Linked DNA regions of Homo sapiens: region 1 is linked to region 2. The links are chromatin loops, found by intact Hi-C in ENCODE. Cell type or tissue: Caco-2. All regions are shown on one strand. Each heading gives the region's core, and the rest is flanking DNA. Links, peaks and the distances in the headings are about the cores only. Region 1 holds the start of LOC124900853 (a long non-coding RNA gene). Region 2 has its middle 11 kb from the start of UGT2A3.

Region 1 (16,330 bases), core at 3,655-11,654, 55 kb before region 2:
ATATATTCCATATGAATGTATTTGTTTATATAGAAGAGGGTTCTTTACCTATGTAACAAACATGCGCATCCTGCACATGTACTTCTGAACTTGAAATAAAAGTTGAAATAAAACAATAAAAATATGATATGTATTTATTATATATAATATATAAATATATAAATGTATTATATTCTATAAAAATATATACATATATATAAGAAGAAGTTTCTTAAAATGCACAGTAAAGCAAGTCTTTCTGGCCTTCTCAAGTAAACAGACTGAATTTCCAGTGAAACTCATTTTATTTTCAGCTGAAAAATATACACAGATAAGCATTAAAATTGAATTATTATAGGTTTTCTGAAAATAAAATTTTACAATACTTATGTTTAACAAAGATTAAAAAATTCAAACAAATCAGGAAGGCACAGGTCTTGTAAAATGTAATAAAGAATTTAGTCCATACCTTGATGCATAGTGGTGGCATTAAATGGCACAATTTTTGGTATCATGCCTGCCTGCCTTAGATCTCAAACAGACCTACTCTCTTTTCCTTCTTTCTCATCTTAACAAACTTTTGATAATCAAGCATCATAGTATGACAAAGAGAGTAACAAGAGCTGTGCAGGCCAGCACATCCAGAGAGCAGTACTGAAACCAGGTGAGCTTGTGGGCAGGTGGCAGCAGGTACTTGGCTCCATTGTGGTGCATGACAAATTCAATCCAGAAGAGTTTTTGGTCCAAGGGCTTCAGAGACTGATCATAATAAATGATTGATAACTACATAACATTCTCTTTACAGCTAAAGGAAAATCAAATAGACACCAGCTTGATTAATGAACCAGAAAAGATAAATATGTGAACTTTTTGTGTAGATGTTAAAAATGAGTGCCACATAAAAGTGGATGAAAAATAAAATATTTTATTTCATGGTGGTTATAGCAATATAATGAATAATACAAAGAAGATTACTGGGACTAAGACTTCTGGCCACATTTGCTCATCTGATGATGATTCTTCAAGCTTCAGCCATGCACAGACTAGTCAGCTCCCAGTGTGACTAGAGCAGGGCTTGCTGTTTCCTCAACCTTCTTCCGTGCATAGACGGGTCAGCTTCCGGAGTGACCAGAATAGGGCTGTTGTCATCTCCACTGGCAACGTGGTCTCATTGCATGATCAGCCAGGTCAGATGGTCTGGGTCCTACTGGCTGGTCCACTGGTCCTGGGCTGCCGGTTTCAGCCAACTGTGGTGGATCCAAGGTATGATACCTGCAACAGCAGTGGGAGTGGACAAGACCACAGTATGGGGCCCATCCCATATGGGTCCCAGAGTAGGTGGATTCTATTTCCTAACCTAAAAAGAGTCTTCAGGTTTGAAAGGGTGTACTGGGTCTGTCAGACTTATAGGCATTCTTTCCTGTGTTCAGCCATTCACTTTTTGCATGGCCATACCTAAAGCCTGCATTTGTCTTCTTAAAGTTAGTTTTTGTAGCTCACGGAGATTACCTTTAATCTGCCTTATGATTGGGGGTGGCCAGCCAAACAAAATCTCACAGGGCAAGTACCCAGTTTGTTTTTTTTTGTGGGGGTGCACCTGACTCGGGGGAAGACCATGGATAAGACCTGATCCCACCTCAGATGAGATTCCTGACCAAATTTCTTCAGCAGCTGCTTGAGTGTCCGGTTCATGTGCTCCATCTTTTCTGAGCTCTGTGGCTGGTAGGCCGTGTGCAACTTCCATTTTATCTTTAATAGTCAAGTTAAGTCCTGAACTATTTCAGCCACAAATGCCAGTCCATTATCTGACCCCAGATTTAGGAGCAGTCCAAATCTGGGAATAATGCCTCCCTTGGTCACCTCTTGTGCTTTTTATGTCTAGGTGGGGAAGACCTTGACCCATCCTGAAAAGGTGCAGACAAGCACCAACATGTACTGATAGCCCCCTGCTCAGGGCAGTTTGGTGAAGTCCAAAAGCAGGTTATCACAGGGCATGGCCACTGTTTTCTGAATTCCCCGGGGGCCAAGTAGGCCCTTGTCGAGGGTTGCTCTGAGTACAAGTTAAACACTGTTTACAAACGGCTTGAGTAATAGCAGTGAGCTGTGGCACATAGAAATGATGCCCTAATAATGTCTCTAGTGCCATTTTTCCCATGTGAGTTCCTTGGTGGAACTGTTTTACAAATCTGGGGGCCAACATTTCAAGTATGGCTAGCTTCCCATTGGAGAATTTCCATCATCCTCCTTCAACGTAATTCCCATTTTCCTGGGTAAACCAAGCCCTTTCATTTGAGTGTAGCTTGGGGTCTCTGGAAGGGGAATCTCTGGGAGGAGAGTCATAGCTAAGGCTTCTTGTTTAGAAGGTGGAGTCGCCATTGCAGCTTGCTTTGCCTCTTTGTCTGTCTTTCTGCTTCCTTTAGCCTCTAATGTTCCTGCCTTTTGCCTACATTGCATTACTGCTACCTGTTTGGGGGCTTATACAGTGTCTCAGAGTCATAGAATTTCTTCCTTGTACTTTATTTCTTTACCTCCAGCAGTTAAGAGTTCTTTTTCTTTGTAAATAGCCCCATGAACATGCAAAGTGGCAAAAGCATATTTGGAGTCTCTGTAAAGATTTGCCTTCTGGACTTTTGCTAACTGGAGAGCTCTTGTCAGAGCTATCAGCTCTGCTTTCTGAGGGGAAGATCCTGTAGGCAAAGACTTCGCCTCCACTACTGAGTCCAAAGTCACCACTGCATACCCAGCTTGGCGGACACCCTCTAGTATGAAGCTGCTCCCATCAGTAAAATATCCAATGTCGGGGTCCCCGAGGGGCTGATCTGTCAAATCTCTCTGGCTTAAGAACACTTCACCTACCACATCCACACAGCATTGAAGGGGGCTTCCTGGCATTGACTCAATGGTAAGCAAGGTAGCTGGGTTTAGGGTATTCACAGTCTAAAATTATGCAGAGATTTTCACATAGGAGCCCTTGGTATCGAGTTATTCTAGGATTTGATAACCAATGGTGCCCCCTTTGGTCCATCAAAGTTACAACCGAGTGTGGTACCTGGATCGTCATTTGCTGTCCTAAAGTCAGTTTATTAGCTTTCTGTCCCAGCAGAGCAGTGGCAGCTAATGCCTTAAAACTAGGAGGCCATCCAAATGCCACAGAATCTAATTGCCTGGATAAGTACGTCGCTGGGCAGTGCCATGATCCTATGGATTTAGTTAGAACTCCTATGGCCATTCCCTTTTGCTCGTGGACATATAAAAAGAAAGGCTTCGTTAGATCTGTCAGTCCTAAAGCTGGGACCAGAGTCAAGGCTTCTTTGATTTCCTTAAAGGCCTTCTCCTGGTTGGCCTCCCAGAGGATGGTCTCCTTTTCCCCCACTTTGTGGTTTCATATAATAGCTTAGCCATGAGTGAGAAATTTGGGATCCAGATGTGGCAGAGCCCTGCTACCCCTAGGAACTCTCTTATTTTTCACCAGGTGGTTGGAGTAGGAAGTGCACAAACCACCTGCTTCCATTCACAACCAAGCCATCTTTTCCCTTAGCTTATATAGAAGCCTAAATATTGGAAACTTTCAAAGCAAATTTGAGCCTTTTTCCCTGACACTTTATATCCTGCCTTCCATAGCAGGTGCAGGAGGTCTTGGGTCCCTTGGAAGCAGTCCTCTTGAGTTGGGGCTGCTAGAAGAAGATCATCAATGTACTGGAGCAAGACACAGTAACTATTCGGTGGGGTGTAGACTTTAAGATCTGAGGCCAGTGCCTCTTCAAAGATTGTAGTGGAGTTTTTAAATCCTTGTGGGAATCTTGTCCAAGTGTACTGTGATTTACCCCCATTGAAAAACAAAACTAGCCTGACTAATTGGTGCAAACTGGAGACAGAAAAATGCATTCTTTAAATCTAGGACTGTAAATCAAGTGGCACTTGCTGGAATATGTCCCATTAAGGTATGCAGGTTTGACACCACTGGGTGGATGGTCACTGTGGCCTGGTTTTCTGAATGCAAATCCTGTACTGGCCTATATTCCCCAGACGGCTTCCGCACTGGCAAGAGAATGTTGTTCCATGGTGACTGGCATTTGGCTATGATTCCATGCTTATGAAGCCACTCTAAATGTTTGTGGACACCCCGTATGTCCTCAGGGAGTAGCGAGTACTGTCGGACCCGAACCGGAGTTTCTCCCAGTTTTAACTCTACCACCACCGGTGCCTGATTTACGCTGGCACCAGTCCAGGTGGATTACTTTCAGCCCAAACTCTGGGAATTTTAGTAAGTAACCCATGCATTTCATTTACTCCTGGTTCCGGAGTCTTTTTTGCATAGTCTCCATTTCTCAGCCTGCAGGACAGTGAGGGTTAACATCATAGCCTCTGGGCAAACTACGTTTAAAGTTACATTCCCTTGCGGCCCAAATGTAATCTGTGCCTGCAGTTTTTGAAGTAGGTCTCTTCCCAGCAAAGAAACTGGACAATTTAGGAGGTATAGGAATTCATTTTGGACTTCTCATCCTCCTATAACACACCTCTTTGACCGACAGGCCACTTTTCAGAGACTCCAGTGGCTCCTACAATAGTTGCACAGTTCTTGGATTGTGGCTCTATAGGTCAGGTCACTACTAAGTGTTTAGTTCTGGTGTCTACCGTAAAGTCCATTAGCTGGCCTCTAACTTCTAATCTGACCATGGGCTCCTCGGGTCCCAAAGAGAAGCAGCCTGGTCTGTCCTACCCTCATATCCTTCAGCCCCTGCCAGTCCAATCAGATCGATGTCTGGTTCCTCCCTGGTGTGGCAGCCACCAGTAGGTGGCCTTCCTATACTACTGCCCTGGGGTCTCTTTTCCCTCCAGTGGTTCTTGCAAAATTGGTTTTTCCTGTGGCTTTCTTTTTGTCTCTGTGTTTGCCGGAGAAGCTTTCACTTTTTGCTCAGCTCAACCTACAAGCTCCTGTGACTTTCCCTTTAACTCTGTGTTTACAGGCGAAGCTTTCACTTTGTCTTTGCAGCTGCCAGCACAGGTGATTTCTCTCAGCTCGACCTGCGAGTATCCTGCAATAAGCTGCTAAACAGGGCTGCATTCAGCCATGAGTTAACATAAGGAAATTTGGTCTGAATGCCCTGACTGTCCTCCTTGTTATTATTCTCTGGACACTCATCCTTCCAGTGTCCTTTTCTTTTGCACCGCTCACACTGATCTCTTTCCAGCCTCGGCTGGCCCTCAAATCCCTGTCCAGACTGGCCTCTTCCATGCCCATGTCCATACCCACATCCATGAGGGATGCTGCCAGCAAATCAGCCTTTTTCTCAAGCCTTCTATTAGCCTCCCTCTTTGCCTCCTGATCTTGGTTAATGTACACCTTCGTGGCCACTTCAATAAGCTGAGTAGCATTCATCCCTTTAAAACCTTCCATTTTCTGCAATTTTCACTGGATATCCCCCTGGGCCTGCTCTACAAATGCCATGTTCATCATGCACTGGCCTCACCAAGTCTTTTATAAAAATGGCTGGGGCTTTCATCTGCACCCTGATGCCCCTCTGAGATTTTTCCTATATTGATTGCCTGTCTCCCGCCTTCCCTTAAATTTTGCAGGAGTGCCTCTTGGTATCTTGGCAGCTGCTATAGTTGGGCTGCCTCATTCCTTTGGGTTCTAGTGGGGGTCCTCTAGTTTCCAGGAGAGGCATTTGCATAGCCCTAACACAACCTGACTGGAGGTGGCTTGCCTGTTTTTCCTAGCATTTCACCTTAACTTCCTGGAGTGAGGGCTCAGATTTTTCCCTCTCAAGAGAGACTGGGGGCATGTATCCATTTGAGCTTGACTCCTCAGAGGCAGTTAACCTGGGGAAAGCGGGGGTAGATTGGAACATATGGAGGAGGGGTCTCTTTTCCCTCCAGTGGTTCTTGAAAAACTGGTTTTTCCTGTGGCTTTCTTTTTGTCTCTGTTTGCTCACGCTACAAGCTCCTGTGACTTTCCCTTTAACTCTGTTTACAGGCGAAGCTTTCACTTTGTCTTTGTAGCTGGCAGCACAATTGATTTCTCTTGGCTTGAGCTGTGAGCATTCTTCAATAAGCTGCTAAACAGGGCTGCATTCAGCCATGAGTTAATATAAGGAAATTTGGTCTGAATTATCTGACTGTCCTCCAACTCAGGTCACCACCTTAAACACACGGCCAATTTTCTCCCTATCTGTAGCACATTTGGCAGGCCAGCCAACACCAAAAAAGGGCTATTCTAATTCACAGAGAGCTCTCAGCATCTGAGGGGTTAACTTGACTCCCTCAACCCCTGCAAAGCCTTTCTTAAAGTTCTTTAACATACATTCCAATGGGGTGGGTTTCCACGATTTTCCTCCCATTTCCTCCCAGTTATGATGCAGCACATTCACCTTTCCTTTTGTTTTAGACCGATTGGACCCGGTTGGTCCTACATTTTGCTCGGAGCGTACAGCCTACACTAAGAGATCAGCAGCTCCACACATGTCATTCCCGTTGGTTCCTCCCAGAACTGTCTCTTTCACACGCACTCACACACTTCCCCGCTCCCAGTTCCCTATCCTGGTTGGGGCAGTGAACCGCTCTCACTGCATCCAGTTTCCTTCTGAACTAACTTAGCGAGCCACTCTCGCGTCCTGTGTTGGTTGGGGTGTGAGTTTCATCCAAATTTGTGAGCCACTCTCACCGTCCCCCAGCCTCTCTGTGTTGGATTAGTTGTCACTCCCTGGGAGGTGATCAGGCTCCCCTTCTGTCCTTATGGGATAGGTCCTGCCTTGGGCCCCAAAACTTTACCATGGTTCTGAAGAAAGGGCGCCATTCCTGGAACCGTCCTGCAACCCCTCCGGGTTCCCTTGTGCTGTCAGGGGAGGGGCACCGGGGACGCGGGAGAACAGCTCCTTTCTCTGGGCTTAAGTTCCCTTGATGGGTCCTGAAGTTAAGGGTCTCCCACAGCCGAGGCCCCAGACCGCCCACAGGCAAAGAAGCCAGCCAAGCTGCAGTCTCTCAGTCCCATGTGGGTCACCAGGTGTGTAGCGGATCAGGAGGACCCGAGAGAGACCTTGGGGTATATAGAGGAGGATATCTTTATTGAGTACACTCAGACCCAACGGACTTACCATCCAAAGATGGGGCCCCCAACAAAGACAGCACTTGACTTTTATACACACTTTAAAAAAGGGGTGGGCTAACTTGGTGCAGGCTTACGGTGGCACGAAAGCAGGGATACAGAAGGAGAACAATTAATAAAATTGTGACAGGTTCATAACCCAGGATTACACATGACTATTGCTATGCAACCTAGATGACTGTTATCTAGGTTTTGCTCAAAAGAGCCTTGCACTGGTTTATCTTATAACCTTCACTATGGTGCCCAGACAGCTGTAGTTCAGGCGTACTCAGACTTCTCAGGACCTTTGCTGTGCTTTTTAGATAAAGCAGAAATCTTGAGGTTACTAGTTACAGAGAACAAGAATCTGTAAAGTCATACCATAAAACAGAGGAAAATTTGTTTTTCTTCTCCCTATGTTGAAGGAGTGCTGAGAGAGTCACCAGACCACATTTCTTTGGTGTGTGTCCTGGCTTTTTAGATAGTATTAAGAATTTCCCTGGGTCTGGGCTGCACCCATTGCTGCCTCTGGGACTAGTTAGCCTAATACAGGAAAGCCTATTTCTCTTTTTAATTTTATTTTTCTTTCTTTCTTTAATTTCCTGCCTCAATCTCAGTAAATTAAATTATCCTAAATGTTAACTTTTCAGGGAGAAAATTTTCACCCTTTAACTCTTTATAGAATTTAAGACTCTTAGTTTTCCAACATTATGGCACTGTATTTAATATTTTGTGGGATCTGGGCAAGGGCTGATGCAATCACATCAGCCTTTTCTTCTGTAATGTTATCAACCATCGATCCCAGACAAAACACTGCAATGCTATTTTCTCCAGAGCTCTGGGAAAATGTCCATTTCCTATGAAGAAAGAATTTGCTCCATCACAAAAGAGCAATAACACAGCAAACACTATTGAAAAGAATGCTATGAGCAAATAAGGATGAGATATCAAATATTAGCTGGAATTGCTGGAGTAGAAGCTATGATAAAACATACATAATATGAAATTTTCCAACTTAAGCACTTCTAAGTGTACACATAGTACTGCTAGGTACACAATCTTAAGCAACCAATCTCCAGAACTTTTTCTGCTTTAAAGTTAAAACTCTATGCTGATTAAACAACAACTTTTTATTTTATGGAGTCCTTTTCACGTGGTAGCCACCATTCTACTTTCTTTTCTTTTCTTTTTTTTTTTTTAATGAATTTGACTAGTTTAGATACCTTATAAAGAGGAATTACAGTGTTTGTCTTTTTGTGACTTATTAACTTAGCCTAATGATACCAAGTTTCATCCACATTGTAGCATAAACCACATAGTGTCTGTCTGTTCATTCCTTGGTAGATGCTGGGATTGTACTGTTATGAATATGGATGCGCAAATATGCCTTTGAGAGCCTGATTTTAATTCTTATGGATAAATATCCAGAAGGGGGATTGCTGCATCATATGGTAATCTTACATTAAATTTTTTGAGAAACTTCCATACTGTTTTCAATAGGACCAATTTTTTAAACAAACCTCATCACTCAGTTCCTTTGGAAGGAGTTAGGTGCTACAACATACATTTCTTCTATTATTAATGCATAGTCATGCAACTGTGTGTGTGTGTGTGTGTGTGTGTGTGTGTGTTTGACTTAGTACATATAATAATAATTAAAATAGCATCTTATACAGTAATGGGGAAAGATACTGTTAAAAAATATGGGACACAGACTCTTCATTTATAATATTTTAAACACTAATATGGATTCTTAGGAAGACTAATGTTATTTGTTTATTTATCTTTAATTTTGTATTGTTATAGTTCTGCCAAATAACTTGTGCTCATTCCAGGCAGCTTTTCTGTTTAGTCATGAGAATTTATTTCTCTGCCTATGAGCACAAAGGAAAAGTTACTTGTGATTGAGAAGACGTTATATATTTCTCTCAACTATATAATCCAACACAAAACATTTTTTCATGTTCTTATTGGACATTTAAATATTCCTTGGTAAAATTCCTGTTTAGATCTTTTAAACATTTTTTGATTAAATTATTTGTCTTTTTAACATTGAGCTGTAAGCTTTCTTTATATATTTTTTATATAAGTCACTTATCAGGTATGTAACTTGTAAATATGTACTTCAAACTCTGGTTTCTCTTTTGACCTTATTGATGGTGTTCTTTAATGTGTAAAAATTTTAATTTTGATGAAATCTAATTTATCAATTTTATTTTGGTTGCTTCTTCTTCTGGTGTCATATCTAAAAACCTTGCCACATTCAAGATTACACAAAATTTTACTTTGCTGTATATACAGTTGTTTTGGTGCTTTGAAATATTAATGAATTCATTCTTTCAGCAACCCCATGAGGTCGGTAATGCTATGACAACCACTGCCATTTCATTGGTGAGGAAGTTGAAGCAAATAAAGTCCAAGTAACTTGTCCAGCCCCACATCATTATGTAGTGGTTTCTCAGAGGCTTGAATCCAGGCCATCTGGATCCAGAGTGCCAGCTCTTAACCACCACGTTATGCTGACTCTTCTATTTGGGGTACAGATATTTTCAAAATATAATATTCCCTATTTTTCACTTATGTAGCTATATATTAATTGTAATTTTATTACAAATGTATAATTTAAAATGTTTAGAACTATTATTCCAGTTATGTATCACTGCATGAAAAATTGTTTTCAAATGTCAGGCCTTAAAATAACTGTAATCATTTTATTACCATCTCTCAGAATCTGTGTGTTGGTTGGGCTCAGTTATGTGTTCCTTCCACAAAGTTTCTTAGGTAGCTACTTTCCTATGGTGCCTCGGTCTATAATTATCTGAAGATCATTCACTTACATACTTAATGATTCAGGTTGAAAGGCTCAAAGTACTAGTGGGCTACCAGGATTTCTTAGGCATATATTTGTGTCTCTCTGCCAAATTGTCATTTATTATGGGGACTACATATTGAATTGAGGAGATGTGGAGAGAAAAAGAGACATAAAAACAAAAGATAGAAAGAGAGAGAGAGAAGCGGAGAGGGAACATGTTGTTTCCAACAGAACTTTGAAAGTTAATCTGCATTATTTCCACTGCATCTTTTTTGTTGAGGCAGCTACAAGGTCTGCCAAACTTCAAAGGGAGGGGATATTACTTGACAGGAAAATTGTCAAAGTATTTATAGTCATGTCACAAAATCACAACCATTCTAACATTTTGAAGAAGACAGCAGAAGTTATTAAGCAATTGTAAGATTTATAAAATATTAAATATAATAAAAGAAAATACAAAAATTTTGTGAATTTAGATTTCTACAGTTCTTGCAATTTTTTAAACATTGTGTTATATTTATCCATAGGTATTTTAAACATGGAACCAGTGTTCTAAAAAAAAAGCTGCAAATGAATGAAATAGCATGTGAGAAACCTGATCAATTCAAATTTTTTGAATAACACTAATGAATTAATAAAGAGATGTTAATTTTTAGAGCTTCCTGTATTGATTTTATGTATTTATTTCACAAATTAATTTTTGAACCTCATAAATAATATATGAAAATATTGTAAAAAGTTAAATGCTGCAGAATTCTGTAGAATAAAATCTAAAATTCCCATCCTTGGATTTATGTGTACTCTGCTAGATTTGTTTTTCCTTGTACAAGTTTACATATATTTTATTTTATTTCATTGCAAGGAAGGCTTTTTTTTTCTGGAAACTATTTTTTCTATTTAGCAGTGGAATAAACTGTTCCCTACAATGGCTACACTCACACATTTGTTGGAGGTATGTGTGTTCATTGACTGGAGCCATTTAAGTGCTGGAGGAAATATTCTGTTCATACATGTGCTTATATGGAAGGATTTCTGCATGACAGGTTTCTAGATGTAGAACTTCAGTTTCAAACTGTATATTGACATTTTATTTTAGAAGGTTATTTCACATTATACTCCCGCAAAAATAGATTTCTCAGGTTTTTATAGGTTGCAAATCTTTACAGCATTAATTTTCCATTGTTTCTATTTTCCTGAGCATCAGGTACTTTATAATCTTTCATATGTTTTCAGTGATTTTGCTTTGAAGTGCCTATTTATATTTTCATTAAGTTTTTATATTGGAACATTTCCCTTTTTTGGTTGGTGATTGTAGTTCTCACTAAACAATAGATATCCATCTTTTAAGTATGATGTAGAATAGGTTTAATGTGAATTAATTCAGGCTTATAAGAATGATAACAAAAATTATTAACATTTACCACCTTATTATTTCTGTTTTTCTTTATAAATGTATCAATAGCTAGATAATTTGTATAAAATATTCTCTTATCAATGCTTCCTATAATTTCTTTAACATCAATGTTTTAGTGTGTTTGTGTATAACATGATTTATATATATATGCATACAAATACAAATCTACATATATAGTGATATATATGTGTGTGTGTTTGTATGTGTGTGTGTATGTGTGTATATATATATATATATATATAGTGATATGTATTTAAATCATGACTTAGGCTCAAGAATATTTGTTGTGAGTCTTGGTTACTTATGGGACTTCTGATCAACAAAGACAACTAGGTTTCTGTCAATTTGGACCAGTTTGATCATAAAGTGCTTTCCTGATGTGCAGATTAAAGGAGGTTTATGTCTTGATTTAGCTATTTTCCACAAAATTTATAAACTTTTTGTATTCTTTGTAGATATATTTTTGTTATGATAAAAAATTTAGTGTTGCCATATTATATTTATAGGAGGGAAGGATCAAAAGACTGTGGAAAAAAGAAAAAAAATTAATCATGATCATTTATAGTTATGTAGAATAATAATTATTATTTCAAACTGTCTTCAATAAACACATTTCACGACATACCTATTAGATAGTTAAGTGATGCTGTGTTGTGTTTCAAAAGAAATGGACATGTATATGTACATGCATGTTTAACAGGATTGAAAATTCACTAAGTACCTTTAGAATGCATTTCTTATATTATCACAAACTAATATTAAGAACTTATATTTTCTATTAAAGGACAAAAATGAGAATAAAACCTATATGAAATTTAGGATTTTTTTTCTAGTTCTGTTAAGAATGATGATCGTATGTTGATGAGAATTGCATTGAATTCATAGATTGCTTTTGGCTGTATGGTCATTTTCATAAAATTGATTTTACCCATCCATGAGCATGGGAGGTGTTTCCATTTGTTTGTGTCATCTATGATATTTTTGGGAAGTATTTTGTAGTTTTCTTAGTAGCGGTTTTTTACCTTCTTGTTTGGGTATATTTCTAAGTATTTTATGTTTTTCTTTTTCTTTTTGATTCAGCTGCTGTGAAAAGGGTTGAATTCTTGATTTGATTCTCAGCTTGAAGTCTGCATAGCCAAAGCAAGACTAAGCAAAAAGAACAAATCTGGAGGTATCACATTACCCAACTTCAAACTACTACAGAGCTGTAGCTACTGAAACATGATGGCAAAGGTATAAAAACAGACATGTAGACCAATGGAACAACATAGAGAATCCAGAAATAAAATTGAATACTTATAGCCATCTGATCTTTGACAAAACAAACAAAAACATAAAGCGGAGAAAGGACAGCCTATTCAACCATTGGTGCTGGGATAATTGACAAGCCACATGTAGTAGAATGGTACTGAATTCACATCTCTCACCTTATAAGATAGATGAAGGAATTAAATCTAAGACCTGAAACAATAAAAATTCTAGAAGATAACATCAGAAAGTCTTTTCTAGACATTGGCTTAGACAAGGACTTCATGACCAAGAACCCAAAAGCAAATACAACAAAAACAAACATAGATCGACGTGACTTAAACTAAAAATCTTCTGCACAGCAAAAGAAATAATCAGCTGAGTAAACAGACAACTCACAGAGTGGGAGAAAATATTCACAAACTATGCATCTGACAAATGACTAATATTCAGAATCTACAAAGAGTTTGAACAAATCGACAAGAGGAAAACAAATAATATGATCAAAAAGTAGGCTAAGATCATGAATTGACAATTCTCAAAAGAAAATATACAAATGGCCAACAAACAGAAAAAAATGCTCAACATCACTAATTATCATGGAAATGCAAATCAAAACCACAATGCAATACCACTGTCCTCCTGTAAGAATGGACATCATTAAAAAACCCCAAAATAATATAATATTGGCATGGATGTGGTAAAAGGAAACACATAAACTAGCACAACCACTACAGAAAACAGTATGGAGATTCCTTAAAGAACTAAAAGTAGATCTACATTTTTACCCACCTATCCTATTACTGGGTATCTACCCATAAAAAAAGAAGTCATTATATGCAAAGACTCATGCACACACATCTTTACAGCAGTACAATTCCCAATTGTAAAAATATGGAACAAACCTAAATGCCCATCAAGCAATGGGTGTATTAAAAAAATGTGGTATACACACACACACACACCGTGGAATACTACTCAGCCATAAAAAGGAACAAAATAATGCCATTCATAGCAACCTGGATGCAGCTGGAGACCATTATTCTAAGTGAAGTAATTCAGGATTAGGTAACCAAATATTTTAACTTCTCACTTACAAGTGGGAGCTAAGCTATGAAAATGCAAAGGCATAAGAATAATACAATGGACTCTCAGGACTCAGGGAAGGGTCAGAGTGAGAAGAGGGATAAAAGACTACACGTTGGGTGCTGTGTACACTGCTCGGGTAATGGGTGTGCCAAAATTTCAGAAATCACAACTAAGGAATTTATCCATCTAATCAAACACCACCTGTTCCCTAAAGTCTCTTGAAATAATTTAAAATGTAAGAATAAAATCGACCAGATGAATATTTTTAAATGACCAGAAAAAAATGGGTAAACTGAGGCTCACGGTGAAAGACTGGCTCAGCAGAAGGGTGGGACTGGACCCCAGCTTTCCTGACTTTTAGCCCCGTGTTCTTTCCACCACTCACTCACTCATTTCTTCATTTTTAATTTGTTTTATTTTTTGGACAAACATGTATTGATTTTCTTGGTATCATATGGAAAGTCTGAATTGGTTCATAGAGCAAAAGACTTTGTAAAATAGTTCAATATTACCGTAGGAAGCAGGTAGCAGTTGCTGTATTTCTAATTCCATATACATTCCACTGCGAAATGACTAAAGCTCTAAAAAGTTAAACATTTTGCCATAACTTTTAGGAAAAAAACTGACACTTAAGCAGTATGCACCGTAAGAGCCAAGCAGCAGTACTCATCTCAAAATAGCAAAAGCAAGAGAGACATTTTTTATACAATTCAATTGTTTAACAGTTCCTTTAGCAACAGTTAAAATATGAAAATCCTGCTTAAAATGAAGCCAAAGTATTCTGAGTATTTGCAAAACAGTACCGATACTCTTAATACTCTTGTGTTTAAGTACAATATGTGAAATGTACTTAAGCTCAGTAAAAATGTTTTCATGTAACCTGTGAATGGGAGCAACACATTTCAATATAAGCTCGACAAATTTAAATACAAGTTCATATGGCTTTATACTATTTTATAATTTCGCTAGTACTTTCCTTCTCAACAAAAAGTATTTCTAAGGTATTAAATCTCTGAAAAACAAATTTTTATTTGACAAGGTAAGTAAGTTTTGAAGAGATTTTCTGTCACAGAAAGAAAGGAATCTTGCTTCATAACCTTTCTTGTTAGAATAAACTGAAGAAGTCTCGTCTATCAGGTTTCCTAGCTTCAAGCTTCAAATACAACTACAGCTAATCTCTTTTTCCCTTCTTTCCAGTTCTAGCAAACTTCCAGACACAAAACATACAACATTTTGTGATGATAAATATCACAGTTGCCACATAGTCCAGCAGGAACCCAATCATATCCAAAGAGTGGTACTGGAACCAGGTGAGGTCACGGGCTGCAACCTGAAGGTGTTTGGCTCCTTTATGGCACATGACAAATTCAATCCAGAAGACTGCTCGATCCAGGGGCTTCACTGGTTGATCATGATAAATTCTTGATAACTTTATAATGTTCTCTTTATATCTGAAGGATAAATGTAGAGATACCAAAATTGAAAGTAAGTTAATTTGCTTGAGCATATCAAGTCCATATAAGGTTTTTATTTTGCTTATTTATTTATTTATTTATTTACTTATTTATTGAGATGGAGTCTTACTCTGTCGCCCGGGCTGGAGTGTAGTGGCGCAATCTCGGCTCACTGCAACCTCCGCCTCCTTTGGGGTCAAGAGATTTTCCTGCCTCAGCCTCCCGAGTAGCTGGGATTACAGGCATACACCAACACACCTGGCTAATTTTTACATTTTTAGTAGAGACGGGGTTTTTCCCTGTTAGCCAGGCTAGTCTCAAACTCCTGACCTCAGGTGACCCATCCATCTCGGCCTCCCGAAGTGCTGGGATTACAGGCGTGAGCCACTGCATCCAGCCCATGAAAGGTTTTTAAAGTGTCAAATGATTCAAAGTAAATGTCATAGAATTGACATAGAATTTGAGTAATTTAATTTGAATCATCATAGAAACTTTGGCTTTTAAATTGGAATTTTATCATTGACAAATATTTTTAAGGTAAAAATGGAAAGCCAAGTGAGAAAACTAATTTCTTTCAGGCAAAGCAAATATGAGCCATTTCATTATTATTTGTTAGTTTGTTAATTTTCAGTTTTTTTGGGTACTTAGTAGGTGTATATATTTATGGGTTGAGTGAGATGTTTTGATACAGGCTGCAATGTAAAATAATCACACCATGGAGAATAAGGTATTGTTCCTTAAGCATTTATCCTTTCTGTTATGAACAATCCAATTATACTCTTTTAGTTCTCAAACAGGCAAATGAGAACGTGCTCAACATTGTGAGCAATTTTAAGTCCTTTAGGAAAGATAGTGAAAATACAATTATCATTTTTAAGTTCCAAAAAGGAATTGTGTCATGGTGAGTGAAATGCCTCATAGCTAGTCACTCTGCTTCTACCCTACCCTTTTCTCTCCTACTGTTTCCTACCCAGCAGCCAGAATTATATTTTTGAAATAAAAGTCAGATTTTGCCACTCTCCTGATTAAGATTTTTGCCTGACTTCTTATCATATTAAAAATAAAATCCAACTCTGTTATTTGGTCTACAGGACCCTGCAATGTCAAACACTGGCAAGCTCTTCTCCTAACACTTTTTCCATGCACACTAGGTCTTCTAGAGACATTGCCCTTCTATTTTTCTTTAAGTTCCCAAAAGTATCCTCACCATAGCATCTTTAAACATTTTGCCCCCTCTGTCACACTCTTGG
Region 2 (16,330 bases), core at 4,147-12,146:
TAGCTCCCACAATTTAGCCTAAATATTTGCCCTGGCATGCTTGCACTGGTCCAAGAAAGCGTTAGGTCATAGACTTGTCCTATTGCTTATTTGAAGGTGTTTTTACCTTTCTCAGCATTCCACAAGTTACTTCCACCTTCCTTTGTTCTCCTCTGCCTTTGCCTCTTTTAAAAAGTTCTAAGTTGCTAGCCAATCAGGACAAACACAGAATATGAGGTCCTATTCCTTCCAGTAGAAACAGGACACAGCAGTAAGGTGGATGCATCAAGTTATAAATGACCCTGTATCCTCTGTTTGGTGTACTTTCATGACTAAACTGCTGGTGAGTGCACCCTTTTTGCAGAAAGGAAAAAAAAAAGAAAAAAAAATGGTCTTGCTGAAGAAATTAAATTTATGTTCGAGTGCTATTTCTTTTCTTTACGGCACTGAAGAACAAGCATTTCAAAGATTCACTAAGACATGTAAGAAGGCAGAAACAACTCAACGTTAAAACATGTGGAGTCTCACTTACAATCAGCACGCATTGATGCACCACACAAAAAACCCTAGGACACAGTTTGGTTCCTCCTTTTAAGAAAAAAAGTGGGAAAATATATAAGAATGAGGAAAGACAAGGACAAAACTCTTTTGGGGCAATTTTTTGGTTTCATGCGGCTCCCATTTGCAAGCATGTGTGTAAAACGGAGAAGTTTGGGGGCCTTCCCCATCTAATGATTTAGGACCACCCCCTTAGTGCTGTCTTATCATAGTGTTTTCAGAAGATCTGGTTGTTTAAAAGTGTGTAGCGCTCCCCCCAACTTCCTCCTGCTCCAGTCAGGCAGGACATGTTGGCTTCCCCTTCACCTTCTCATAATTATAAGTTTCCTGAGGTCTCCTCAGCCATAGTACCTATACAGCCTGGGGAACTGTGAGTAATTTAAACCCCTTTTTTTCATAAATTACCCAATCTTGAGTAGTTCTTTATAGCAATATGAGAACAAATGTGAGAACAAAGTAATACAGAAGATGTGAGAACAATGTGACAGCAAACTAATACAGAAAACTAGAGAGGTGTGGCATTGTTATAAAGATACCTGAAGATGTGGAAGCAACTTTGGAGCTTGGTAATGGGCAGAGGTTGAAACAGTTTGGAAGGCTCAGAAAAAGACAGGAAGATGAGGAAAAGACAGGCAGATCCACAGGGCCAGAGCTGCCCAAAGCCTTGAGAGCCCTCCCGTTGCACTGGTGTGCCATAGATGTGAGACATAGAGTCAAAGGAAATTATTTTGGAGCTTTAAGATTTAATGAGGGCCCTGCTGGGTTTAGGAGTTGCCTGGGGCCTGGAGCCCCTTGATTCTGGTCAACATTTTCCTTTTAAAATGGGAACATTCACTCAGTTGCTGTATCCCCACTGGATCTTGGAAGTAACTCTCTTGTTTTTTATTCTCCAAGCTCATAAGTGGAAGGGACTTGCCTTGTCTCAGATGAGACCTACTATTTGGACATTTTGGGTAATGCTGGAATGTGTTAAGACTTTGGGAGTCTGTGGAGAAGGCATGATTTTGTTTTAAAATGTGAGAAGGACATGAGATTTGGGAGGGTTCAGGGCTAGAATGATACAGTTTGGCTCTATGTTCCCACCCAAATCTCATGTTAAATTGTGATATGTTTCAGCTGTGTCACCATCCAAATGTCATCTTGAATTGTAGTTCCCATAATCCCCATGTGTTTTGGGAGGGACCCAGTGGGAGGTAATTTAATCATGAGGGTGGTTATTCCCATGCTACTGTTCTCATGATAGTGAGTGAGTTCTCATGAGATCTGATGGTTTTATAAGGGGCTTTTCCCCCTTTTGCTCAAAGGACATGTTTGCTTCCCCTTCTGCCATGATGGTAAGTTCCCTGAGGCCACGCCAGCCATGCTGAACTGTGAATCCACTGAACCTTTTTTCTGTATAATTTACCCAGTTTTGGGTATGTCTTTATTAGCCGTGTGAGAATTAACTATTACAAATTGTTATCTTCAGTGCTAGAGGTGGAGGCTGGTAGGAGGTGATTGAATCATGGGAGTGATTTCTAATGTTTTTGCACCATCTTCCTAGTGTTGTCTTGTGATACAGCTCTCATGAGATCTGGTTGTTTAAAAGGGTGTATTACCAAACCCCATCTTCATGCTGCTCCAGGAATGTAGGATATGTTGGCTTCCACTTTACCTTCTTGCATGATTATAAGTTTTTTTAGGCCTCTTCAGTCATGCTACCTATATACCCTGTGGAATGTGAGTCAATTAAACCTCTTTTCTTCATAAATTACCCAGTCTCAGGTAGTTTTTTATAACTATGTCATAATGGAATATCAGACTTTCTAGGGCTCTAGATAGTTACATATTATGTTCTGTTTTGCACATTTTAAACTGATGGCCCAATTACACTAAGTGAAAATTTAGACCCAAAGGCTTACATGTAACTATAAAGTTTTTATGTTCTCTATTTTTCTTTTTTCTACCTGCTTTATGTCTACTGCTAGTTTTCTACTGAGGAAAAAAAAAATCACTTTTTGGCTAGAACCATTATTTTGTTTTTTTTTTCTTCTTATTATTATTATTTGTAAACCAGTGAGTTTGTATCAATATCTCATGTCTGGAGTTCTAAAGTAAAAGCTGTAGAATCTTTGTATGAGGGTGTTTGTGTCTGTTTATCTGTACATACGTGTATTTTTTATGTGTTATAGCTACAAGGAACCAAATAAAATTAAAGTTAAGGAGATCTCAGAAATTAAGGAAATAATAAACCTAATGGCTTTTCAAGTCTATGTGAATTAAGTAAAATTTTTAAAGAAAAAACTAGCTTTGAAATTGTTGGTAAACTAATATTAGAGATGTCTTAAGAATTGTTAGCATTTTTCTTTCCACTTATTGATCAAGTGGTTTCATACTTAGTCTTGCCAAATATTTTTGTTTCCTGCCAAATATTGTAAGGTGCCAAAATTTGGCATAAGGTTTATAAAACTGTGAACCCAGCACCAAACTAAATGATCTTTGCTTGTGTAATTTTTAGTAAAGAAAACATTTAATATTATTGGCTTAATGAGAGCAACTAAATCCTGAGTTATTGGAAAAATACCCATATATTTAACCTTAAGTTTCTTAGGTAAATACCTGAAATTCATAGGGTATAAACATAGTTAAAAAATAACTAAGGGATGACTGTTACACTTTTTATAAATAATCTAGGCAAACTATTAAATAAATTTATTATATGACTATGATAAAATGAAAGTCATATAATTTGGAATCTAAAGCTATATTAAATAATAGATATTTGTTAAATGTATGGGTAATTTTTGATTTCAAAAATTATAAGGAAACTTTAAAAAATGTTTTCTTATTAAAAGACAATTATTTTTCTAGTTCAACAGTTATTTAAAGTGTATATATTATACAAGGCAAAAGAAACTAGGGAATAAGAGATATTTAAAGAAACATACATATAAAAAGGTACCTTTGGTAAGAAAGATTACATGAAGACAAATCTTGTATTGTATATTTTTGTTCTAAAATAAAATAACAGGTTGTTGAAGAAGATGGATGTTTAAGACAAACCCCAAAGCCAAGTATGTTATGAATAATCTGTGTAAGTCATAGTAAGTTTAGTAAAATGAAATTTATTTTAAATACATATATGAAATATATATGAGTAAGTTGGCTATAACTAAAAAGAGATTATAATAGTCTTTCTGGTAATTGGACTTTAATATTAAAATTAAACTAATACAAAACTAATGAATTGGTTATAAAAATTATATTAAAATATTGAGTTAATGCAAGAATATTTCATTTTTTAAACTGTGTAATCTGATTAGTAGAAGTTTAGTTTCTGCTATATCCTGCTGCTTCAGCTCTTCCTTCCTTTTGAGAAGGCCTGGGATGGTAACTCTCTCCTTAAACTTTTGTTGAATCCTGTAACATTTCTTTTTATTCATAGTCTGAAGTAAGGGAGACAGTTTTTGAAAACAGGCAAATGAAAAACATTTTTTGGATCTGCCTGCCCAGACCAGCTCAGTTGTGGAGACCCTTACCCAGTGGCACTAGAGGAATTAAAGACACAAACACACAGAAATATAGTGTGTGGAGTGGGAAATTAGGGGTCTCACAGGATTCAGAGCTGAGAACCTGGAACAGAGACTTACCCACATATTTATTGACAGCAAGCCAGTGATAAGATTTACTAAAAGTATTCCTTATGCGAAATAAAGTAATGGGCCAAAACAAAGGATGGGCTCTGGCTAGTTATCTGCAGCAGGAACATGTCCTTAAGGCACAGATCGCTCATGCTATTATGTGTGCTTTAAGAATGCCTTAAGCACTTTTCTGCCCTGGGTGGACCAGGTCTTCCTTGCCCTCATTCCAGTAAACTGATAACCTTCCAGTGTGGGTGTCATGGCCATCACAAGCATGTCACAGTGCTGCAGAGACTTTGTTTATGGCCAGTTTTGGGGTCAGTTTATGGCCAAATTGGGGGGCCTGTTCCCAACATCTGCCTTTGTCTGTATCTCTGTTATATTTATATATTACTTGCGTCATGTGGAAGTGATATTTCAATATCAAAATATATGAAAGAGCTCTAATCAATTGACTTAAAGAAAAGTTAAGCGCTTATCACACTAACAAAAGCTAGCTTGGATACCTTTGAGTTCACATGACTATAGTAGTATTTGGTAACATTAATTTGGAAAATTTAATCTCAAAATTCTCTCTAATAGTATAAAATCTGAGTCATGTTATGTTAAATTAAGTAACCCTCAGTATGGTCACTGAGAATTTATGTTACTGAGAGTTAAAATAGTTGTAGAATACAAAGGTTTTTTTGGGTGAGGTTTATAAAAACAGAAGGATGGGTCAGGTGTGGTGGCTCATGCCTGAAATCCCAGCACCTTGGGAGGCCAAGGCAGGTGGATCATGACATCAGAAGATTGAGACCATCATGTCTAACATAGTGAAACCCCATCTCTACCAAAAAAAGATACAAAAAATTAGCTGGGCATGGTGGCAGGCACCTGTAGTCCCAGCTACTCATGAGGTTGAGGCAGGAGAGTGGTGTGAACCTGGGAGGCAGAGCTTGCAGTGAGCTGAGATCTTGCCACTGCACTCTAGCCAGGGAGACAGAGAGATACTCCATCTCAAGAAAAAAAATGATGGGGTAGATAGATAGATAGATAGATAGATAGATAGATAGATAGATAGATAAGACCAAATGGATAAAGAGAAAAATGAAAACTCAGGGAATGAGAAACTTTTGACTCTTGGGTGGCTACACGGTCACCCACCTTCAGGAGCTGCAGCTGGGCTGCATTCAGTTACTAAAGGTCAAAGTTACCAGTGGAAATTTAGAGATGGATGATAGCCACACTCCCAGGGAGTTAGTTCAGTGAATGCATAACAAAATGTAAACTAATAAGAAAACTACAAAATGTTAATTCCCTCAGTTATTGCTATCTGTAATCGCTAAAATGAAAGTAAAAGAGTGCTGGGTTTTGCCTTAAGGCTGGACCAAATTTATGTGGGTCTTTCTCAGCTCAGGCCACTAGCCTCAAAGCTACACACACACACACACACACACACACAAACATACACATCTTAAGCCAGGGCAACAAAGCTACTTTTGAGACCTGTAGTTACCAAGAACCTCTAGTCAATGTGGGGAAAGGGAAAGCCAAGTTAACTATTAAACCCAGAGGGTGTAATGTAAAGAAATTGCTCCATTTTGTAGAGTAATATAATCAGTTTCTGAGAAACCTTTACTATAATGGATTGGAAAAATAACTACTTTAAGGACAATATTTTTTATTTTAAGTGCTACAGAATGAAAGAGCATGAGTTTATGCAGGTCCCACAGCTCAGGATTAAATAATCACTGAAGAGTATATGTGACCCAGCTTCACAAAAGTTTATTCCTGAGAAAACAACCAGCCTAGTGGACAGAATAATTGCCATTGTTAAGTTTGATTACCCTGAGAAAGAGACTGCCCAACTCACCCTGTAAAATTCCAGGTGGAGTTCCCCAGATGAAGCAACTGATATGCTTCGTATACAAGCCATATGGGACTGGCTTTATCAATACCAGAATATTATTCAACTAAATATACCTATTACCCTGGTCATAGTAAAGGCTATGGTTAAGTGGGCCCCTTCTACCTGGGCACAAAATGCTATCAAAGGTGGGGTGAACCAAAGGGAGCTCCTGCTGGTCCCCAAACATCAAAGGGACCTACACCAGTTTTTTTTGTATTTGCCTTAGATTGGATAAGTTTTTTTTTTAAAGCATAATTTGTAATCTAATGGGAAAGCTGACATTGCCTGTGGCAATGTTGAGGCAAGTTTAGATAGAGATTGACAAAAGGGCTTGAGAATCTTGGCTCAACCCTATTCTGGGAGATTTTATTTTTACCAGAAAGTTAAATTTGTTTGAAGATAAAGAAGAAAAGCTCCTGGGATCAGAACATAAAATTGTAAATGTTGAGAGGATTACAAAATTTGAGATGTTTAAGCAGATTGTATGTAAGGTTGTTGTGACTCATTTACCTGATAACAGTGGTGTTCTTTACATTAGAATAGAGGACAAAAATTCCCAGATTTTCGTAGAGAGATAATATTGAAAACAACATGAGTAAACTAACCAAACCTAACTAATGAAAGATAAAAATTTTTTTTGTGGATTTTTGTTTGAAACATAGCTAATTATTTTTCTTTTTAGAGATTAGAAAACTTTTTTTTTCTTTTGAGCCACATACAACGTTTAACAATTGGGTAAAGTACACTCCTTTAGGCAAAATTTAAAACGTATTTCTCTCTCTACCTGATTTCTCCAGAATTTGAAGACTCATTGTAAGCATACTTAATTTACGACAGTATAGTTATTTGTGTAAGTTAAATAAGAATCTTTTTTTTTCTTTTTAATAACAGGACACTATTAGGAAATATATACCAAAGCTCTAACTCGAATGGAATACTTTCAGATTGCTTTTAGGGATCAAAGTTGACTAATAGAGCCAATAAAACCCCTTGGTAAATCTGACCTCTTAACTGGTCTACACGATTCTTGTAAGAATTTCTTCCCTATGGCAAGTAAAGAATGTCACTTTCTGACAGTCTCAGGAGCCCCACATTATCTTGGGACCTCAAGGTGAGAAATTCATCCAACCCATACTGATATTTGCAGGCACAGATAAATCCGTGGCTGGGCTGAAGGGTTTGAAAAGTCTAAGCTAATATTTCTTATGGACTAAAGTTCCAGCAAAGCTAATTTTAAGAATTCTATAAGGCAAATAATTATTCTGACTAACTTTATACAAAAACCCAGGCCAAGTAAAATAGGAATTTTTTTTTTACTTTATGCAAATATATTTGTCCTACTATTTTTTTTCTTCAGTAAAAATGGGAATTGAAGAAAGAAAAACTGTGCTTCAGGAAAATAATATAGCACACCTGTTGTTAGATTTGTCCTGTCTATTATTTTTGAGTTTTTAATATTTTATACACTGTGCACTTAATCCTGAATTTTTTCTTGGTTACAAGTCCCAAAACTAATGCTTGCAAATTATATTTTAATTCTTTTTCTGACTTGGCCTCAATAAAATTGTTACTACATCTTTTCTGAGGCCTTGATTCTTTGTAATACAGGTGAGAAAAAAGCATGTGAAATTGATACTACCTTCCTCCTCTTTAAACAAAAATCCTTTAAGTCTAATGTATAGAGAAATTGTGCCAAACATTAACCTTTTGTTTTTCTGCTGTCTCTACATAAATGCCTTTATTAAATATCTGTTTTCTTTCATAGATACAGAAGCTTAGCTTATCTTCAATGCTGCCTCCTTAAACAGATATGAGAAACATTTGTTTAACTGAACTCATCTAGTCTCAGGCCTAGAACACTGACTAAATAGATATAGGATGATATATTTAAGTTTGCTCTTCTTATTTAACTGAATCTGTCTTTCTAAAAACCTATAGTCTATTGTTCACTTAAGTGCTGTACTAGAACTGTGGGTGAGAATATTAACATCTTTGTTATACAACCATGAGTACATGCAGATAGCTGCATAGCAGTGATTTCCCTCCTATTTCCCTGTGATTAAATCCTTAACTATGCTCCTATCAGCAGGAAGAAACTAGATTGATTTTCACGCTTTTTTATCTCTATGTCCACAAACTTAAGAATAAGATGTATGAAAGCCAAAAGAGATATTAAAATCACCTTTGCAAAAATTATATCAGTGTGTAACCAAGCAGCTTAGCTTCAAACCACATTTTAAAAACTTTTTTATTTCCTCTTTCTCTCCAGTCTCAAGACACAGCTTTCCAACAATCAACAGATGTGTATTCTTTCATCTTGAAATAGAGCATGAGAATGTGCTTTAAAACTCCACTCTCCTTTCCCACTTTAAGCTCCCATGCCTTCTGCACATTAATTTACCTAGATGCCTGTTAAGCACACACCATGATAACTTATCTGACTATATACCGGTTAGAAGCTTCAGGGATCAAATCCTAACATGCTGCAGGCATTTCTGGAATTCTCTTCCCAACAGGAGATTACTTCAAGGCTGGAGTTCACTCCCAGTTAGAGTAACTGCAAGATTCTCTGTGATTAATTTGTAACCAGGTTGAGCACATAATGTTCTCCCCTTCACTAGATGGAACAATAATTCAAGATAAACCACTGGAGTGTGTCACACAACCTGGCACATCCGAACCCACCTTGCCTCTTCTGCATTCCAAGCCCTTCTTCTTAAATCATTGCCCTATCTACAGAAATTGAGAAGTAGTAAATTTTGAAAGAAGTGGTAAATTTTGAAAGTGCTTCTGGCCACTTTCCCCTTTGCTGACAACAGTAATAAAATTTACTGTCTTTCTTATTATATCCTGCTTTTACTATTTTGGCTTCTTTCTACAAGTGGTGAGCAACCAGACCCTCTTTTGTTACAGTGGAAGGTGACTGGATTATGGGAGTGAAGCATTATTGAATGATTTAGCACAATCCCCTTGGTGATAAGTTAACTGTCACTCAGGTAATTCACACAATAATTGGTTGCTTCAAACAGTTGGGAACATCCCTTCTCTCTCTTGATCCCACCCTTGCCATGTGATGCAATGGCTCCTTCTATAAATTCCATCACGATTGTATGCTTTCTGTAGTCCTCACCAGAAGCAGATACTGGAGACAAACTTGCACAGCCTAAAGAACTGTGAACCAATTAAACCTCTTTTCTTTATAAATTATTCAGCATATTAGTCTATTTTCACACTGCTCTGAAGAACTATGTAAGACTGGGCAATTTATGAAAAAAATAGGTTTAACGACTGACAGTTCCATAGCTGTAACAGAAGGCATGACTGGGAGACCTCAGAAAACTAAAAATCTGGAGAAAGTAAAGGGGGAAGCAAACACATCTTCCATGGTGGCAGGACACCGAGAGAGAGACAGAGGGACAGAGAGAGAGAGAGAGAGAGAGAGAGAGAGAGAGAGAAAGCAAAGGCAGAAGTAACACAAAATTTTAAACTATCAGATCTCATGAAAATTCACTCACTATCAAGAGAACAGCAAGGAGGAAATCCACCTCCACGATCTAGTCACCTCCCACCAGGCCCCTTTTCCAATTCAATATGAGATTTGTACAGGAATACAAATTCAAACCATAGCACCCAGCCTAATTTATTACTTTATAGCAATGCTAAAAATAGCCTAACACAGAAAATTGATACCAAGTGTAGCATGTTGGCATAGAGATACCTGAAAATGTGGAAGTAGCTTTGGAAATGGGTAACGGTCTAAGGTTGGATGGGTTTTGAGGGCTTAGAAGAAGAAAGGAAGCTGAGAAAATGTTTGGAACTCATTTGAGACTGGTGGAATGTTTGTGACCAAAATGCTGACAGAAATATTGACAGTGAGGGCCACACTGAGAAGGTCCCTGGTGAAAATGAGGAAGATATGAGGAACCAGAATAAGGGTCACCCATGTTACACCCTACCAAAAATCTTGGCTGCATTATGATCATGTCCTAGGGCTTTCTGAATGTTTCAACTTAAGGGTGATGACTTAGAGTGTTGGGTGGAAGAGATTTCTAAGAAGCAAAGCATTCAAGAGGTGACCTGTCTGTTTCTAACAGCCTATGATAAGATATAGAAGCAAGGAAAGAACCTAAAGTTAGAATGTGTATTTAAAAGGAAAAAAAAGAGCATAAAAGTTTGGAAAATTCTCAGAATGGCCATGATGTTGAAATGAAAATAGCTTTCAGTAGAGTTATTCAAGTGGGCTTCAGAGCATTAACTTGCTAGAGAGGTTTGCTTGAGTAAAAGGGAGAGTGGAAGCAAGAGAGAGAAGGTAAGTTGAAGACTTTTTTTAAGAACTAGATTTTTCTATGATGTATTAGTCTGCTCTCATGTGCTATAAGGACATACCCAAGACTGGGTAACTTATAAAGAAGCGGTTTAATTTATCAAAATTCCAGAGGGCTGGGGAAGCCTCAGGAAACTTACAATCATGGCAGAAGGAAAAGTATACATATTCTTTTTCACATGGTGGCAACGAGGACAAGAATGAGAGCAGCAAAAAGAGGGAAGCCCCTAATATAACCATCAATTCTTGTGAGAACTTACTTTTATGAGAATGGCATGGGGGAAACCACTCCCATGATCCAATTACATCCCACTGGGTCCCTCCTATGACACATGAGAATTATGAGAACAACAACTCAAGATAAGATTTTGGTGGAGACACAGCCAAACCATATCATTTGCTCCTGGCCCCTCCAAATCTCATGTCTTAACATTTCAAAATACAATTATGTCCTTCCAACAGTTCCCCAAAGTCTTAACTTCACCTTCTTCCATGATTGTAAGCTTCAGGAAGCCATCACTAGAAGTGGATGCTGGGGTCATGCTATACAGTATACTAAACTGTGAGCCAATTATAATTCCTTACTTCATAAGTTATGCAACCACATGTATTAATTCATAACAATGCAAGAATGGCCTAAGGCAATGAATTAAAGATTTAACTCTACAATCTCAAACTGTAAGAATCTTAAGGGAAAACCTAGAAGACACCATTCTGGACATTCGCCTTTGGAAACAATTTATGACTAAATCCTTATGTATTAGCCCATTCTCGAACTGCTAGAAAGAACTTCCCAAGACTGGATAATTTATAAAAGAAAGAGGATTAATTGACTCACAGTTCCACATGACTGAGGAGGCTTCATGAAACTTACAATCATGGTAGAAGGGGAAGCAGCCATATCTTACATAGTGGCAGGCAAGAGAATGAGTGTGTGAGGGAAAAAACTGTCAGACACTTATAAAACCATCAGATTTCATGATAACTTACAATCACAAGACTATCACGGGAGGCACATTGCCTCCATAATCCAATTTCCTCCCATGTGGTTTCTTCCTTGATGTATAAGGATTATGGGGTTTACAATTTATAATGAGATTTTAGTGAAGACATAAAGCCTAACCATAGCATTTCCCCCGGCCCCTTCCAAATCTCATTTCCTTACATTACAAAATCAATCATACCTATTCAACAGTCCCCCAAAGTCTTAACTCATTTCAGCATTAACTCAAAAGTTCATATCCAATACCTAATGTGAAATAAGGCAATTTCCTTCAACCTAGAAGCCTGTAAAATCAAAAGCAAATTAGTTTCTTCCAGTATACAATGAGGGTACAGGCACTGGATAAATGCTCTTATTTCAGATAGGAGAAATTGACCAAAATAAAGGGGCTATACTCCCCATGTACATGAGATATCTAGTGGAACAGTCATTAGATCTTAAAGCTCCTAAATGATCTCCTTTATACTTCATGTCTTACATCCAGTCATGCTGATGCAAGAGGTGAGCTCCCATGGTCTTGGGCAGCTATGCTGCTGTGGCTTTGCCCAGTGCAATCACCCTCCCAGTTGCTTTCACAGGCTGGTGTTGAGTGTCTGTGGCTTTTCCAGGTGTGTGGTGCAAGCTTTTGGTGAATCCACAATTCTGGGATCTGGAGAATGGTGACCCACTTCTCACACCTCCAGTAGACAGTGTCCCAGTGCAGACTCAATGTGGATACTCCAACCCCTTATTTCCCTTTAGCACTGCCCAAGCAGAGGTTGTCCATGAGGGCTTCATCCCTGCTGCAGATTTCTGCCTAGACATCCAGGCATTTCCGTACATCCTCTGAAAAGTAGGTGGAGGTTCCCACACCTCAGTTCATGACTTCTGTGGACTCCCAGGCCCAACAGCACGTGGAAGCCAACAAGGATTGCAACTTGCAGCCTCTGAAATAATGGGCTTAGCCACACCTTGGTACCTTTTAGCCATGGCTGGGAAACAGAGCACCAAGTCCCAAGGCTGCACAGAACAGCAGTGGACCACTTTTCTTTCCTAGGCTCCCAGATCTGTGATGGAGGGGTTGCTATTAAGAACTCTGACATGCTCTGAAGACATTTTCCCCATTGTCTTTGTGATTAACATTTGGCTCCTCATTACTCATGCAAATTTCTGAAGCTGGCTTGAACTCCTCCCTAGAAAATGAGTTTTTCTTTTCTACTACATGGTCAGCCTGCAAATCTTTCAAACTTTCAACCACAAATCTTTCTCTGCTCTCCTTTTTAACATAAGTTCCCATTTCAAGCCGTCTTTTCGTGAACACATAAGAATGAATGCTTTCAAAATCAAACAGGTCAATTCTTAAATTCTTTCCTGCTTAGATTTTTTTTTCTGCCAGATACCCTAAATCATCTCTCTCATCTTCATAGTTTCATAGATCTCTAGGGCAGGGGCAAAATGGTGCCAATGTCTTTGCTATAGCATTGCAAGAGTTACCTTTGCTCCAGTTTTCCAAAAGTTTCTCATCTCCATCTGAAACTGCCTCAGCCTAGAATTCATTGGCAACATCATTATCAGTATTTTGGTCAAAACTATTCAACCATTCTCTGGGAAGGTCCAAACTTTCCTACATATTTCTATCTTCTCCTGAGCATTTTAAACTATTCCAGTCTCTGCCTGTTATCCAGTTCCAAAGTCACTTCCACATTTTCAGGTATCTTTATAGCCATACCCCACTACCTCAGTACCAACTTACTGTAATAGTCCATTCTCACACTACTATAATGAACTTCCTAAGACTGGATGACATTGTTTGGCTGTGTCCCCACCTAAATCTTATCTTGAATTGTAACTCACAAAATTACCATGTGTCATGGGAGGAAGACAGTGGAAGGTCTTGAATTATATATCAGGTCTTTCCTGCACAGTTCTCGTGATAGTGAATGAATCTCATGAGATCTGATGGTTTCAAAAATGGGAGTTTTCCTACACAAGGTCTCTGTTTGCCTACGGCCATCCATGTAAGATGTGACTCCTTGCCTTCTGCCATGATCATGAAGCTTCCCCAGCCATGTGGAACTGTAAGTCCATTAAACCTCTTTTTCTTCCCAGTCTCGGGTATGACTTTATCACTAGCTAGAAAATGGACTAATACAATAATCAGGGCTATTGGAGGGCTCAGAAGGAAAATGTGGGAAAGTTTGGAACTTCCTGGAGACTTGTTGAATATCTTTGACAAAAATGCTGATAGTGATATGAACAATAAGGTCCAGGCTGAGGTGGGTTCAGATGGGGATGAAGAACTGGAGCAAAGGTGACTTGTTATGTTTTAGCAACAAGACTGGCGGCATTTTGATCTTGCCCTAGAGATTTATGGAACTTTGAACTTGAGAGAGATGATTTAGGGTAGCTACATAAAGAACTCTAGGCCAAAGGATCTACACAACTCCACAAAGGATCTACACAACTGGTTTTTTAGGCAAGTATTTTGATTCTAAGTCATGATTACACACCAGCAGAGAGGAACTTATCCCTGTATATACTATACACGTGCTCAGAGCTTCTCATGGAGTGATTAAAAGATCAAAGAGGTGGGATTGTACTGAGCTTGCTGGAATACATTTCATCACTTTATTAGGCCTTTTTACTAAGAAATATATACATGAATGGAGCAATACTGTCTGTGATTTGTTTCATTTTAACATACCACCTGGTAGTGTGGTGAAGTACTGTATTGAGAAGCAAAGGTGAAAGACACATGAAAACACAGAGAAAGAGAGAGAATGAGTAAGAGAAAGAGAGAAAAAAATTATTAGAGTTAAAATTTATTTTTGTAACATGAGGGGTTAGCCTATGACCCAGCATCATCAGTGCTCATAAAGTGTGTGTTGAAATAAATACAGGACCTGTAGCAGGGGTTAGATCATTCATACTCCAAATTTTACGTAAGTGATTCTTTTCAGTCTGAATATACACCTTAGTTTGACAGAATATTGAGACATTTTTGTTTTATACATATGATATAGATTTAATTTTGAGAAAGCATGCAATGATTACTAAAGAGAATTTCTTAAATATTTTAAAAATATATGTGTACATACATCAATATGAATTGACTGATGCTATTACTGATTCTCCGTTTTTTTCCGGTAAAATGCATTTATAGTTATTATATTGAAGTAAAACTGAAATAATGATACCTATTGGAAAAATAAAAGCTGTGATTGAAGTGTAATTTTATACAAATAATCTTGCTTATGTTGAGGTTTAAATTTAGTAATATTCCAAATTTTCAAACAAATATATAATGACTATTTCTTAGTAAAGATTTTGAATTCAATTGAATTTTAACTATACATTATAAATGTGAGGTGATATCAATGGAATATAAATTGATCAGAACCTGTTGATACTCAGCAACATTACGGTTCAGATAAAGTTTTAACTTTTAAATTATATTTTACTCATTATAGAGAGGGATTACAGAAGTAAAGTAAGCAGATAACTCTGAATCATGTACATCAGATAAACATAAAATTCATGTTATGATTGTTTATGTAATTAAAAATATTTTGCTTAATCCATAGTGTAAGAAAGTAAGGATATAAGGAGGGCTAAAATTATATACTACATAGACGTATAGAGGATTTTCAGTATAAACAGATACAAGCTGAATCTGAAGGTACTGTTGGTAAGAAAGCAAAGGAAGAATATGCTTGAAAAACATACAAAGAAAAAAATCGAAAAAGTCCAAAGCCTAAAATCATGATTCTTTATAGAAATATCCCTACGCTTTTCTGTGGAGTATCAAAAGAAGAACAAAAGTGATATTTATTCCTAGAACTACATTATTGCACCATAAACCTACACTGAATTCTGACTCTAAAAACAAAGTGCAACCATTAAGAATTGTAAACGGCATGCAAATGTGAAGAAATACAATGGAAACACAACCTGAGTGAAAGGTACAGAGATACTCCACAAAGTGAAACATAGCTGAAAGGGTTTCAGTTACAAAATAATAAATACTTTATTTCTAAAATGTTATGGCCACAATATTTTATGCCTTAACTACAAAGTATAGTCAATACTTTCAGTTACTAAAGGAATATAATCGTTTTATGCTCACTTTATCAATATCTTTTTAACTATTTCTACACCGTAATATTACTTTTATAATTTCAAAGATAATTACATTTTCAATATAAAATAATTAGGAAAATAAATTTTGCTATGACCTAACACCTAGTTATGCTACTCTCCCCATCCTATAAATGTATAATAATAGCAGATCACAAGTTACATAGGAGAAAAAATAATTAAGCTTTGCACATAAGTCATATTGTCTGTCAGTCTGATGTGCTGCCAGTAATACATGAAGGAGTGAGACGTCTGCCAATAGCTTTTCAAAATTCTGCTTTTCATTTGTTCTGGATAATTACCTAGTAGTGACATGGTTGTGTCACATGTAAATTCTATTTTAATTTTCTGGCATGTGTGCATATTTTTGTGTGTGTGTGTGTGTGTGTGTGTGTATATGTATAAAGTTCTATGGCAAAGGTAAATATACAGTCCAATATAGAGTCCTTTAACTTCATAATGTTTTTTATACATGTATATGTGTGTATATATTATATATGTATAGGTGTGCATATTTATGTTATATATATATTATGTATGTATACATGTTTATATAGGTATATAATGTGTGTTTGTATATATAAACACATATATACACCATCCTAATGTTTATGGTGATAGCTCATAACCTATTTAAGAGATGTTTTATATACACAGACACAGACACACATATACACCATGCTAATGGTTATGAAGTGATAGCTCATTATATTTTTGATTTACATTTCTCTAATGATTAGTGATGTTGAACATATTTTTATATGCTTTTTGACCATATAATATTTTTTGGATAAATGCATGTTCAAGTGCTTTTTTAAAAAAAATTGGGTTGTAGTTGC

Evidence for each region. Peaks named below come from ENCODE experiments on the same cell type or tissue, not always from the same donor. Only the 100,000 strongest peaks of a DNase experiment are listed, where the experiment ranks them.
Region 1: it touches region 2 in a loop (6-fold over the local background); 3 of 110 quality-filtered maps call a loop at or near these places.

Annotation. Positions count from the first base shown.
Region 1 is chr4:68,900,125-68,916,454 of GRCh38, forward strand. LOC124900853 (a long non-coding RNA gene) reads left to right here and starts at 9,501. Exons shown (of 3, transcript XR_007058454.1): 1 at 9,501-9,600; 2 at 12,370-13,605; 3 at 14,824-16,330. It also overlaps the pseudogene LOC101930041 and the pseudogene LOC101927264. RefSeq lists enhancers at 3,728-4,620, 5,512-6,403, 6,404-7,294. In Caco-2, for the core only: a CTCF peak has its summit at 4,774 (motif pointing right); DNase peaks (open chromatin) are centred at 4,787, 5,887, 6,467, 7,147 and 1 weaker place; H3K4me3 peaks cover 3,240 bases.
Region 2 is chr4:68,954,967-68,971,296 of GRCh38, forward strand. No RefSeq gene overlaps it. Among named protein-coding and RNA genes, the nearest start is that of UGT2A3, 11 kb to the left of the region's middle. In Caco-2, for the core only: no CTCF peak of the experiment used is centred there; DNase peaks (open chromatin) are centred at 6,165 and 8,585.